Linked DNA regions of Homo sapiens: region 2 is linked to region 1. Evidence: chromatin contacts called from ENCODE POLR2A ChIA-PET data. All regions are on one chromosome and are shown on one strand. The core of a region is the stretch at or near the end of the contact, and the rest is flanking DNA. Distances in the headings are between cores, read along the strand shown. Region 1 overlaps HMGXB3 (HMG-box containing 3). Region 2 overlaps ARSI (arylsulfatase family member I).

Region 1 (5,455 bases), core at 1,542-4,041:
TCATCCCAGGCCCGCCTGCCTGTGAAGTGGATGGCCCCAGAGAGCATCTTTGACTGTGTCTACACGGTTCAGAGCGACGTCTGGTCCTATGGCATCCTCCTCTGGGAGATCTTCTCACTTGGTGAGCCACTGGGCCCACTCCAGGCAGAGCCTGGGGCTGGCTCCTCTGGTTGCCCCACTGGTGGACAAAGCTGTTTGGTGCCCAGGACACAGCGAGGGTTGGTGAGAGTGCAGGAATGGGCAAGGGCTCTCGAAACCCAGCATCGTGGCTCCTGCGGGACTCGGCAGACCCTCTGCCCCTGACAGGCGCTCCTTTCTGGCTCTTCCCTCGTTTGTCTCTGCTCAGTTGCTGTTACCTGTTACCCTCCTTTGTCACTGTTTCCCTCCTTTGTCTGAAATCTACAGACCCTTGAAGATGCAGCTCTCTACTACTAGGCTCTAGTAGAAAGAACTGCTATTTCCCGAGGACTAGGCACAAGGACTTGTACTCAGTTCTTAAATACGCTGCTCCTATACCCTCATAACCACCTGACTGTCCACACTTTAACGATACACAGCTGAAGCTTTGGTCTGATTCCAAAGCCTGTGCAAGAATGTTTGGTGTGATAAGGCCTGGATAGAGGCTCACACCTTCCTAAAGCCTAAGCCTGCCACACACTGGCTGGCACACAGGAAGCACCGGGTAAGAGTAGCTGCTGTTGCAGTGTTGTCAAGTGGGACCCTTTAAACCCAGTCTAAGATGTGTGTGGGTGTGCGGGAATGGGGAGAAGACAATGGGCATGGCCTCTTACCTGATCTTGGCCTTTGCAGGGCTGAATCCCTACCCTGGCATCCTGGTGAACAGCAAGTTCTATAAACTGGTGAAGGATGGATACCAAATGGCCCAGCCTGCATTTGCCCCAAAGAATATGTAAGCGAAGGGATCCCAGGGAGGGAAAAGGACACCCCAGGCTTTCGCTGGAAAGGGATGGAAGGCCGTGTGGCCCTGATCTTTCCCTGTCCAAAATGTTCCAGGGTCAGACTTTATCTCTCCCATAGTGGACACAACAAGCCCCTTTTGAGTTCAAGCTATGGGGGATGTTCTCAGAGAAGCAGCTGTTCACTAGGGCTGGTCCTAACCGACCACTTTTCCTTTTTTTTTTTTTTTTTTTTTGAGACAGCATCTTGCTCTGTAGCCCGGGCTGGAGCGCAGTGATGTGTGCAATCATAGCTCACTGCAGCCTCAATCTTCAGGGCTCAAGCAATCCTTTGGCCTCAGCCTCCCAAACAGCTGGGACTACAGGTGTGCACCACCAAGCCCAGCTATTTTTAAAAAATTTTTTAGTAGAGATGGGATCTCACTATGTTGTCCAGGCTGGTCTGGAACTCCTGGCCTTATGCAATCCTCCTGCATCAACCTCCCAAAGTGTTGGGATTACAGGAATGAGCCACTGCACCTGTCCCTAAACAGACTTTTAAGAGATCGTTATTACAGTTACCCTGAGGATACCAAAATGGCCTCATCTGTCAGAATGAGGGTGATGAGAGTACCCTTCTGCAAGGGTTACTGTGAGGATTAAATGGTAAAGCATGCCAAGGACTTGGCATAGGTTTTATACTAAACTTACTTTGACTGGGTTTGGGGACCTCTGCTGGGTAGGTCTCTCTAGGGGTGTGTGTTAATGGCCCCTGGACCCTAGGGAGCTGCCCATGGGCATCCTCTGTCCTATCTCCCAGATACAGCATCATGCAGGCCTGCTGGGCCTTGGAGCCCACCCACAGACCCACCTTCCAGCAGATCTGCTCCTTCCTTCAGGAGCAGGCCCAAGAGGACAGGAGAGAGCGGGTGAGTGGGGTGAGGCTTGGGGTGGGTGGCCGGTAAAGCACGTTGGGCTGGGCCTGATGGATCTGGACTGACAGTTTCTGGTCCCTCCCACCCTCAGGACTATACCAATCTGCCGAGCAGCAGCAGAAGCGGTGGCAGCGGCAGCAGCAGCAGTGAGCTGGAGGAGGAGAGCTCTAGTGAGCACCTGACCTGCTGCGAGCAAGGGGATATCGCCCAGCCCTTGCTGCAGCCCAACAACTATCAGTTCTGCTGAGGAGTTGACGACAGGGAGTACCACTCTCCCCTCCCACAAACTTCAACTCCTCCATGGATGGGGCGACACGGGGAGAACATACAAACTCTGCCTTCGGTCATTTCACTCAACAGCTCGGCCCAGCTCTGAAACTTGGGAAGGTGAGGGATTCAGGGGAGGTCAGAGGATCCCACTTCCTGAGCATGGGCCATCACTGCCAGTCAGGGGCTGGGGGCTGAGCCCTCACCCCCCCCTCCCCTACTGTTCTCATGGTGTTGGCCTCGTGTTTGCTATGCCAACTAGTAGAACCTTCTTTCCTAATCCCCTTATCTTCATGGAAATGGACTGACTTTATGCCTATGAAGTCCCCAGGAGCTACACTGATACTGAGAAAACCAGGCTCTTTGGGGCTAGACAGACTGGCAGAGAGTGAGATCTCCCTCTCTGAGAGGAGCAGCAGATGCTCACAGACCACACTCAGCTCAGGCCCCTTGGAGCAGGATGGCTCCTCTAAGAATCTCACAGGACCTCTTAGTCTCTGCCCTATACGCCGCCTTCACTCCACAGCCTCACCCCTCCCACCCCCATACTGGTACTGCTGTAATGAGCCAAGTGGCAGCTAAAAGTTGGGGGTGTTCTGCCCAGTCCCGTCATTCTGGGCTAGAAGGCAGGGGACCTTGGCATGTGGCTGGCCACACCAAGCAGGAAGCACAAACTCCCCCAAGCTGACTCATCCTAACTAACAGTCACGCCGTGGGATGTCTCTGTCCACATTAAACTAACAGCATTAATGCAGTCAGCCTCTGGTTCTTTGTGCCACATGAGTACCTGCAAATTCCCTGGAACGTCTTTCTTTCCTTCCCTCCTTCACATGAAGTGACGAGCTCACAGCTGTGGAGCTTGACCACACTGTGCCCCATACGATGTGCACGGAATTGACTCCTGCTACACCAAAACCAGATAATTTAATAAACTTTATTCTTGTTGGGGGAAGAGGGAGGGAAAAAAAGCCACCTACTCCACTCAATAAATTAACACATGGCCAATTCCCAGGCCCTAAACAAACCTTGGGCACTTGAGCCAGTCCTGCTGTTTCCTTATGGCCCAGTCTGCTTCCCCTTCATAGAAGGGAGTTTTTCCTACTGCTGCTAGGTTATGTCATGACCAGGGACCACATCCCCTCTGTGGAGAGGGTCCCAGGCCCAGAGAGGATATTGGCTGCAGCAGCAGTGGCCAGGGAAAGGAGGAAGGGGATGCTCTTCCTCAAAGCTTGGGGTGGAGAGGACAGTGCTGGAAGAGAGCTGTGGCTGACTGTTCCTCCCTCCTCAGCTTCCCCCAAATGTGGGTACAGGAAGAGCAAGAGAGAAATGCATCCCTCCTTCAGGGAGAATCAAGAGCCCAAAGGGACCCCTAGAGTTAATGAGGCCACCCAGGCCCCTAGTCAAAGGCAACAGGCTAAGCAATTCATCAGACTGAGGGGGCTGAAACCAGGGCTCCTCAGGGGTGGGAGAGACCTCAGCAGCCTTCCCACCTAGTGCTGGGGCTCACGCCTTAGCCCACCCAGGACCTCCACCCTGACCCACACCGCAGGCCCCACGGAACCCACCAGCTACGAGCCTTTCCCTCAGCCTCCCCTCCATTAAACATACCGTGTCCCCCAAGTGCTCTCTCGGGGCCAGAAGAGGTTTCCTGGTACCACTCCTGACCCCTGGAGGGTTGAGAACTGAGGACCCTGGGTCCCACCATGCTCAGGGAATGGAAGCTCTTTGGTCAGTCCCAGCAGTCAGAGGCCCTCCCCACAGGAGACCACTTCTGCAGGTCCCCTGGATAGCTCTGCCTCAGGCAAGGGCCTTACTATGGCTTGAGAGATGGTGTAGTCCCTGTACAACAGCCTGGCTTATTCTGCCACTGCGGCCACCTCCTCTTCCTCACCCTCCTCCTCTGTCTCTGTCTTGATCTGAGCAACCCCAAGGCGGTAGAGGGTGTCACGAATGACCACCTCACCAGGCTGGCAGCTCTGTACAATGTCATGGATCTGACGATTGACAATTTCGCGGCTGGTGAGGAAGTCCATGAGGCGGTTGTAGAGGTAATAGTGAGTGGCATTGTCGAAGGCAATGGGCCGCTGGCGGACACCGTTTGGTTTGCTGTCCACGATGGAGGCCAGGATGGTTGCGTAAGGTGCCAATTCAGGGCACAGGGCCAAGGAGTGGTGCCCAGCACTGGGGTCACCAGGATTGGGCTGTAGGCCTGCATGGACGATGCGCCGCGTGGCAGTCTTGGTGACTGGGTGCTGGATAGAGTGCTCAGTTTCTGTCATGTCCACAGTATAATGCTGGTCCAAGAGCTCTGGGCAGGACACACTCTAGAAGAGAAATGAGAATGCATTTTGATAAGAAGGAATGACTAAGGTGGAACCCATCTGGTGACGAGAACACTCTAGGCTCAGCCAGCCCTCTTTGAATCCTAACATCACCATGTACTGTGTCTCCTAGGCCAACCCCTGCCCGCCAGTGCCTCCATTTCCTCATGTGAGAACAGGGACAGTAACAGTGGCCACCTTCCAGAACAGATGTTGGATTACTTATGCTATTATTGCCCCCGGTCCATTCAGGCCAGTGGCTGCAGGGGAGCAGAAAGATCAGGCTCTGACTGAGGTTAAGACACTTTTCTGGAGTCCCCAGCATGCTCATGGAGCCAGTGAGCCCCAGGGAGTAATGACAATAATGACTCCTCCAAGGCAAAGCCAGAGGCCTTCACTTCCTATAATGCATCCTGGCTGGGGCACTCAACCTTTGTTATTCTTCCCTTCTTCCTAATTATCAGTTCTGACATCTATTTCAGCAAAGGCCAAAGGCTGGCCTGCTGGCCTTGGAGGGTACATGACTGGTGAGAAATACTGTCTGGTACAATATACCAAGACACAGAGACAAGGGCTCTGCCACTAATCTGCTGTGGGACCCGGAAAAGTCCATTTCCTCCTCTGGGCCTTAGCTTCCCCTTTTAATAAAAGGAGAGGGTTGGATAAGATGAGTGTTTTCTAAACCAGTGTATCTTCAGATCACAACAGGCATGCCATACAGTGTTATCCATGGTCAACTAAATGTAAGACATGGTGAATTAAACTAATCCAGGGCTGGCTGGGGCCTTTAATATGTCAGTGTGCACAATAACTCTCAAAGGTGGCAACTTTCTAGGCTTCTCTGGAAGGCAACCTCTTTTAACACAAGGTTTGGGATATCCTGGGCACACTAAGTGATATACTGTGGCCTCAAACAGAGGGCTTGGTCAGTAAAAACTTACGGAGTAGGCTGGGCGTGGTGGCTCATGCCTGTAATCCCAGCACTTTGACAGGCTGAGGCATGTGGATTGCTTGAGCCCAGGAGTTTGAGAACGGC
Region 2 (4,904 bases), core at 440-2,939, 240 kb before region 1:
GCGGCCTGATGTGGTCCGCACCCTGCTGGCTCGCCTGGCCGAATATAACCGCACAGCCATCCCGGTACGCTACCCAGCTGAGAACCCCCGGGCTCATCCTGACTTTAATGGGGGTGCTTGGGGGCCCTGGGCCAGTGATGAGGAAGAGGAGGAAGAGGAAGGGAGGGCTCGAAGCTTCTCCCGGGGTCGTCGCAAGAAAAAATGCAAGATTTGCAAGCTTCGATCCTTTTTCCGTAAACTCAACACCAGGCTAATGTCCCAACGGATCTGATGGTGGGGAGGGAGAAAACTGTCCTTTAGAGGATCTTCCCCACTCCGGCTTGGCCCTGCTGTTTCTCAGGGAGAAGCCTGTCACATCTCCATCTACAGGGAGTTGGAGGGTGTAGAGTCCCTTGGTTGAACAGGGTAGGGAGCCTGGATAGGAGTGGGTGGGAATAAACCAGACTGGGATGCCTGTGTCTCAGTCCTGCCTCCTCACGGACTTGCTCTGTGACCTCAGGTGACCCACATGAGCTTTTAGCCTCAGTTTCCTCATCTGTAAAATGAGCTCTAATGACTTTGTGACTCTTTGGTGTGGCCCTGGAGCCTGGGGCCACGGTGGAGTTCCTGGCCGGCCTTGCCACTTGACAACTCCTTTAAGGCTTCCCCCTTAACACGGGATCCCTGTGGTGGTGTTTGGGAGTTGCCTGGAGGCAACTCCAAGCCTGGCCCCCAGCTGAAGCATGGCAATCTGGCTGCTCTCTACAGGGACCCCCAAGCGCTGTGGGTGGAGGGCAGGGGTCGGGGGGGTTGACCTTCTTGGGTCTTCACATGGCCTAGGCCAGTCCTCCGGTCAGACTGGTGTCAGGCACCGTGGTGCAAAATTCCTCTTCTGGCCCCTCCAGTACCCAGAGAAACTGGCTGGGCCATTAACTGCTGCAGCACCAAGGGTGGTAGAAAGAGCTGTGAAGAGCCCCCAAACCAGTACCAGGACACCTGGGTTCTCCTGTGACCTGGGGCACAGTTCTTGCCCTCTAGGCCTTGATTTCCCCACCTGCAAGTGGGGATGCCAGCCCTGGCTCTGCCTCCTTCATGAGGCTCTGGAAGACTGGCCAAGGTTGTGGAGGAGCTTGTGAACTTGATTAAAGTGTCGTAACATGGAAGTGAGGGATGCAGTGCTGTCTGACTATGAGCATGTGTGGGTGTGTGCATGTGTGTCCTGGGGGCAGGTATGAGCTCACGGTCGGCCGAGTGAACAGGAGAGGAGGTGGACAGCCTGGCTAGGCGGTGGGGGAATGGGAGTCCTGCCACAGACCCACTATGTGACCTCAGGCACATCCCTGACCCTCTCTGGGCCTCAACATCCCACTATGTTCAGTGATGATCTAAGAGCACTTCCCATTTGGCCATTCTGGGCTAGTGTGCATGTGTGTGTGTTGGGGTGGGGGGCAGGCTGAGTGGTAGCGAGGAGGCCACGGGTGTTGCAGAGCCCGCCTGCCGCCTAGCGCGCCTCCATCCGCACACTGCGTTCTGCATATCTCCCTTCAGGTTCCAGTCGGCGCAGTGTGTGTAGGCGAAAGCCCTGCTGTGAATTTTTAAAATAGTTATTTTTGTCACTGGCAAAGGAGGCCTGTTAGGACTCATCAGCTTGTGGATGAGCAGGATGGGTGGGGTGGGGTGGGTGCGGTATGTGTGGGGGTTCAGGTATTGGTTACAGAGTTCCATCCCCACTGCAGATGTGGCTGAGTCCAGGAGTGAGGGTCTGGCCTGAGGCTGTTGGGTGGAGGTGACCATTCATGCTCTAAGCCCCTTCCTCCTGGCCCTATTCTTTTTACCCCTTATCACCTCCCCCAACTAGCATCTTTCCCTGCCTCTATGATGTTGATTCCCAGCTGTGTCGTGGGGCAGGAGCCAGGATAGGCAGAGGCCTCTGGATTCCAGTGACCTCCAGCATTTCAGTCTGCTCAGGAGGGAGGCTCTGAAGAAGTAAGTCACCTGTTAGGGCGGTGGCCCAGGCCTGACACACCCTGGGAGATGAGCTGTCCGTAGTTCGCCCACTCCTCAGGGTACTCTAGCTCTGCTGGGTGCTTGTCCCAGCTGTGTGGGTGGGGCCTTTCCAGGGTGGCATGGAGCCAAGGCTTCCCTGCCACTCCGGGCTTGCACGAGTTGTATGGAGGCCTCTCCTGTGCCTGCTGAGTCAGCCCTGCCCGAGGCTTACCCTCCAGCTCCAGCCCCCACTTCTCTCCCAGGGCCCCTGCCCTTTGGCACCGCAAGTGCAGGACCGTGAATGGCCCTTTCTGCTGTCCCCTAATCACCGAGGCTTACTGCCTGTGACCAACCTAAACCAAGAAAGACTAGCTGGGGATGGGGCTGGCACCTGTTCCTGGTGCCCTGAGAAGGAGACTTGACCCCAGGTCTTGGTCCAGTCTCAAATCCAGCCCAGAGCTTGCCTAGCTGAGTCCTACCCAACCCAGCGCTCAGCAAACAGCCCGGTGGCCCCACGCAAGCTTGAGCCTGCAACCTGGTCTAGAGGAGCTGGCGGCTGGCCTAGGCCTGAGATTGGTGGAGGGTCTTGGGTGCCCCAGAGCACTCAAGCACTACGATAACAGGCTCAGCCTGTGGTGACTTCTGCTCTTCCCAGCAATCAGCATGGCTCCTGCCAGCCCCCTCCCATCTCCTGTGGCCCAAGTTTCCTCCAGCCGGGGCACCTGGGTCTGGACTCTGTGCCAGGCCGCCAACTGGCACTGCCAGGCAGGTGCTCGTACCATTTGAGCACCTGTGCTTGTGGGGAGGGAAGGGAGGGCAGATCAGAGGCAGCTCCGGTCCCTCGGGCCACAGATCTGGGGAAGTGGAGCCCAGAGATGCCTGGTGAGACCCCCTGTTTCTTCCTTGGCTGCACCAGATGGCAGCTGATCTGCCAGCTGTAGGGGCCAGAGCCAGGGGGCAGCCTGTCCAAGCTGGGCCCTGCCAGTAGAGTCCTGGGCTCTGGTAACCCATTCCCCAAGGGCCAAGTGATAGCCCCACACCTGGATGGAGGGCCAGTGCTCTGGGCTCCATCTTTCTCAGGAGGAAGTGGAGGTTCTACTGGGGAGACCTCCTGCAAGCTCTTCCAGGACTCGAACTCAGGTCCTCTAACTGCAAGGAGTGCTATGCAGCCATCGGCCCAGTAGCCATTGTCCTCTGTCCCATGGCTCTCTGCTTCACTCTCCCCTGCAAGAGTGCCTCCTGTGTGGGAGACCTCAGGGACAGTTCTGCTCCCTGATCCCTGACTTCCCCCACTTCTTCATGTAGGCCTAGCCTTACTTACTGCAATGAATGAACCCAATCTCCCTCCACCCAGACCCTCAGCAGGACCATTTCTCTCTTGGCCCACTTTCCACCAATTCTGCCCCCCATGCTCACTGCCCTTAGTGGGACAGGCCCTGTGGGGACCCTTTGGATGGCACACTTTCTGTGGTGCCTGCCCAGGCCCTGCAGGACCCTGGGGCACTTGGGCATATGTGTGTGGGCTGTGGAAGGTGGGATTTGAGTCAGCTGTCACAATGCCACTGGGGCTACAATCACCCATGCAGGAACCCAGCCCTGGTCACTTTTCATCCCTTCTGTCTCTGTGGAGCACTGCCTGTGTTCACGTGCCAATCCCTATTCTGGCATGTCAGGACTGGGTTCAGCAACCTCCAGGGCTCCCACCCCTGGCGACCAGCCCATAGCATGGAGGCCTGCTCTCGAATACCACACGCGTGTTGCAGATGGGGGCACACGTGCTGCCTCTCGTGTCTGCTTTGGCCCTGGGGAGTGGGGAGTTTGGCAGGAACAGTCCCCCTCCTGCAATCATCGGCTCATTCTCTCAGCGCCACAGAGGCACGGCTGGCTCCTCAGTGCCCGCCACCACCGGGCACAGCTGCTAGCCTCGCGGGCTCAGGGGAGGTGGTGAATTAGCAGTCATGCCTTCTCAGCAGAGTGGCTATTACCCTCAGGAAGGTGGGGGGTGCCTGTCCGAGGCAGTGCCCACACCGCTGAGCTAGGCTCTGGAAGGCTCAGAGGGGTGTGTGTGTGTGCTCATGTGTAAGACTTTCAGAGGGGACTTCTTCCTCTTCTCCCTCCTCTTCTTCTCTCTTCTGCCTCTCCAGCCATCTCTCTGCTATCTGGATCCTGCAGCCCTCAACTTGCCCATCCCCCAGGACCGCATGCACAGTGCAGGCCAGCAGGGGAGGGAGAGAAGAGTGACAGAAAGAGAGGGAGCTGGAAACCAGAAAGGAAGTAAAAAAGATGAGAAAGACGGAGAACTGAGAAGGAAGGATGCAAAAGAGGGAACAGGAAAAATGAGGGAGAGGGGAAGGCAAGAGGAGAGAAGAAAGGAGAGTGGAAAGGAGAGATGGAAGTAGGGAAGAAAGAGATGACAGGAGCGGGGCTGTGCTGGCCCTGCTCCCAGCAGCCACAGAGGCTGCCCCCGTGGTCCACATCACATACAGGGAGAGAGGTGGCCATCTTCCTGCCTCCATTCCTTCACACCTTCCTCTGAGGGACCTGATGCCAGGGTCTTCCCCATGTGCTCTGCTCACTTCTGAGCATGCTCCATTTCATCAGTGGGAATCGGGAGAGGAAACAGGGGTCAGGCCAGCACCCAGCCACGCAGGACTGTCCCAGTTCAGAACATTAGATTTCCATTAATACAGCCTCATAATCTCACAGCATAGTTGCTTTTTTGTTTTACTGTGAATTTTTAAAACAGCATCATCATTCCTTTGGCACCCGATGAGCTGGAGAGCCTTGTGGTTCCTCTCCTTCTAGCTCTAGTTCTTTGTTCTACAGAAATTGCTGCAAACTAGGCTTAGACAAGGTGATTTCCAAACCATGAGCTAAACTCCAGTGCAGACTAAGGGAACAGTGCCCTGAAGTGCTGGGACTCAAGATGATGGTGTGTG

What was found. ChIA-PET counts read pairs that join two places held with the same protein, here RNA polymerase II (POLR2A).
Region 2: POLR2A ChIA-PET joins it to region 1 with 11 read pairs in GM10248. The contact joins two enhancer-like sites. POLR2A ChIA-PET finds 5 or more read pairs at or near these places in 2 of 52 experiments (GM10248 and common myeloid progenitor, CD34-positive).

Annotation. Positions count from the first base shown.
Region 1 is chr5:150,050,692-150,056,146 of GRCh38, reverse strand. It overlaps HMGXB3 (HMG-box containing 3), which reads right to left. Exons shown (of 20, transcript NM_014983.3): 20 at 3,019-4,422. The coding sequence ends at 3,955. CSF1R (colony stimulating factor 1 receptor) reads left to right here. Exons shown (of 21, transcript NM_001288705.3): 18 at 10-121; 19 at 811-910; 20 at 1,717-1,825; 21 at 1,923-2,852. The coding sequence ends at 2,078. Among named protein-coding and RNA genes, the nearest start is that of CSF1R, 33 kb to the left of the region's middle. Within about 2 kb of position 2,791, at least 3 of the 41 ENCODE cell types and tissues checked have a DNase peak (open chromatin) inside an H3K27ac peak, as active enhancers do.
Region 2 is chr5:150,292,581-150,297,484 of GRCh38, reverse strand. ARSI (arylsulfatase family member I) reads left to right here. Exons shown (of 2, transcript NM_001012301.4): 2 at 1-1,142. The coding sequence ends at 271. Among named protein-coding and RNA genes, the nearest start is that of CAMK2A, 5.3 kb to the right of the region's middle. RefSeq lists enhancers at 3,368-3,948, 3,949-4,530. Within about 2 kb of position 1,689, at least 6 of the 41 ENCODE cell types and tissues checked have a DNase peak (open chromatin) inside an H3K27ac peak, as active enhancers do.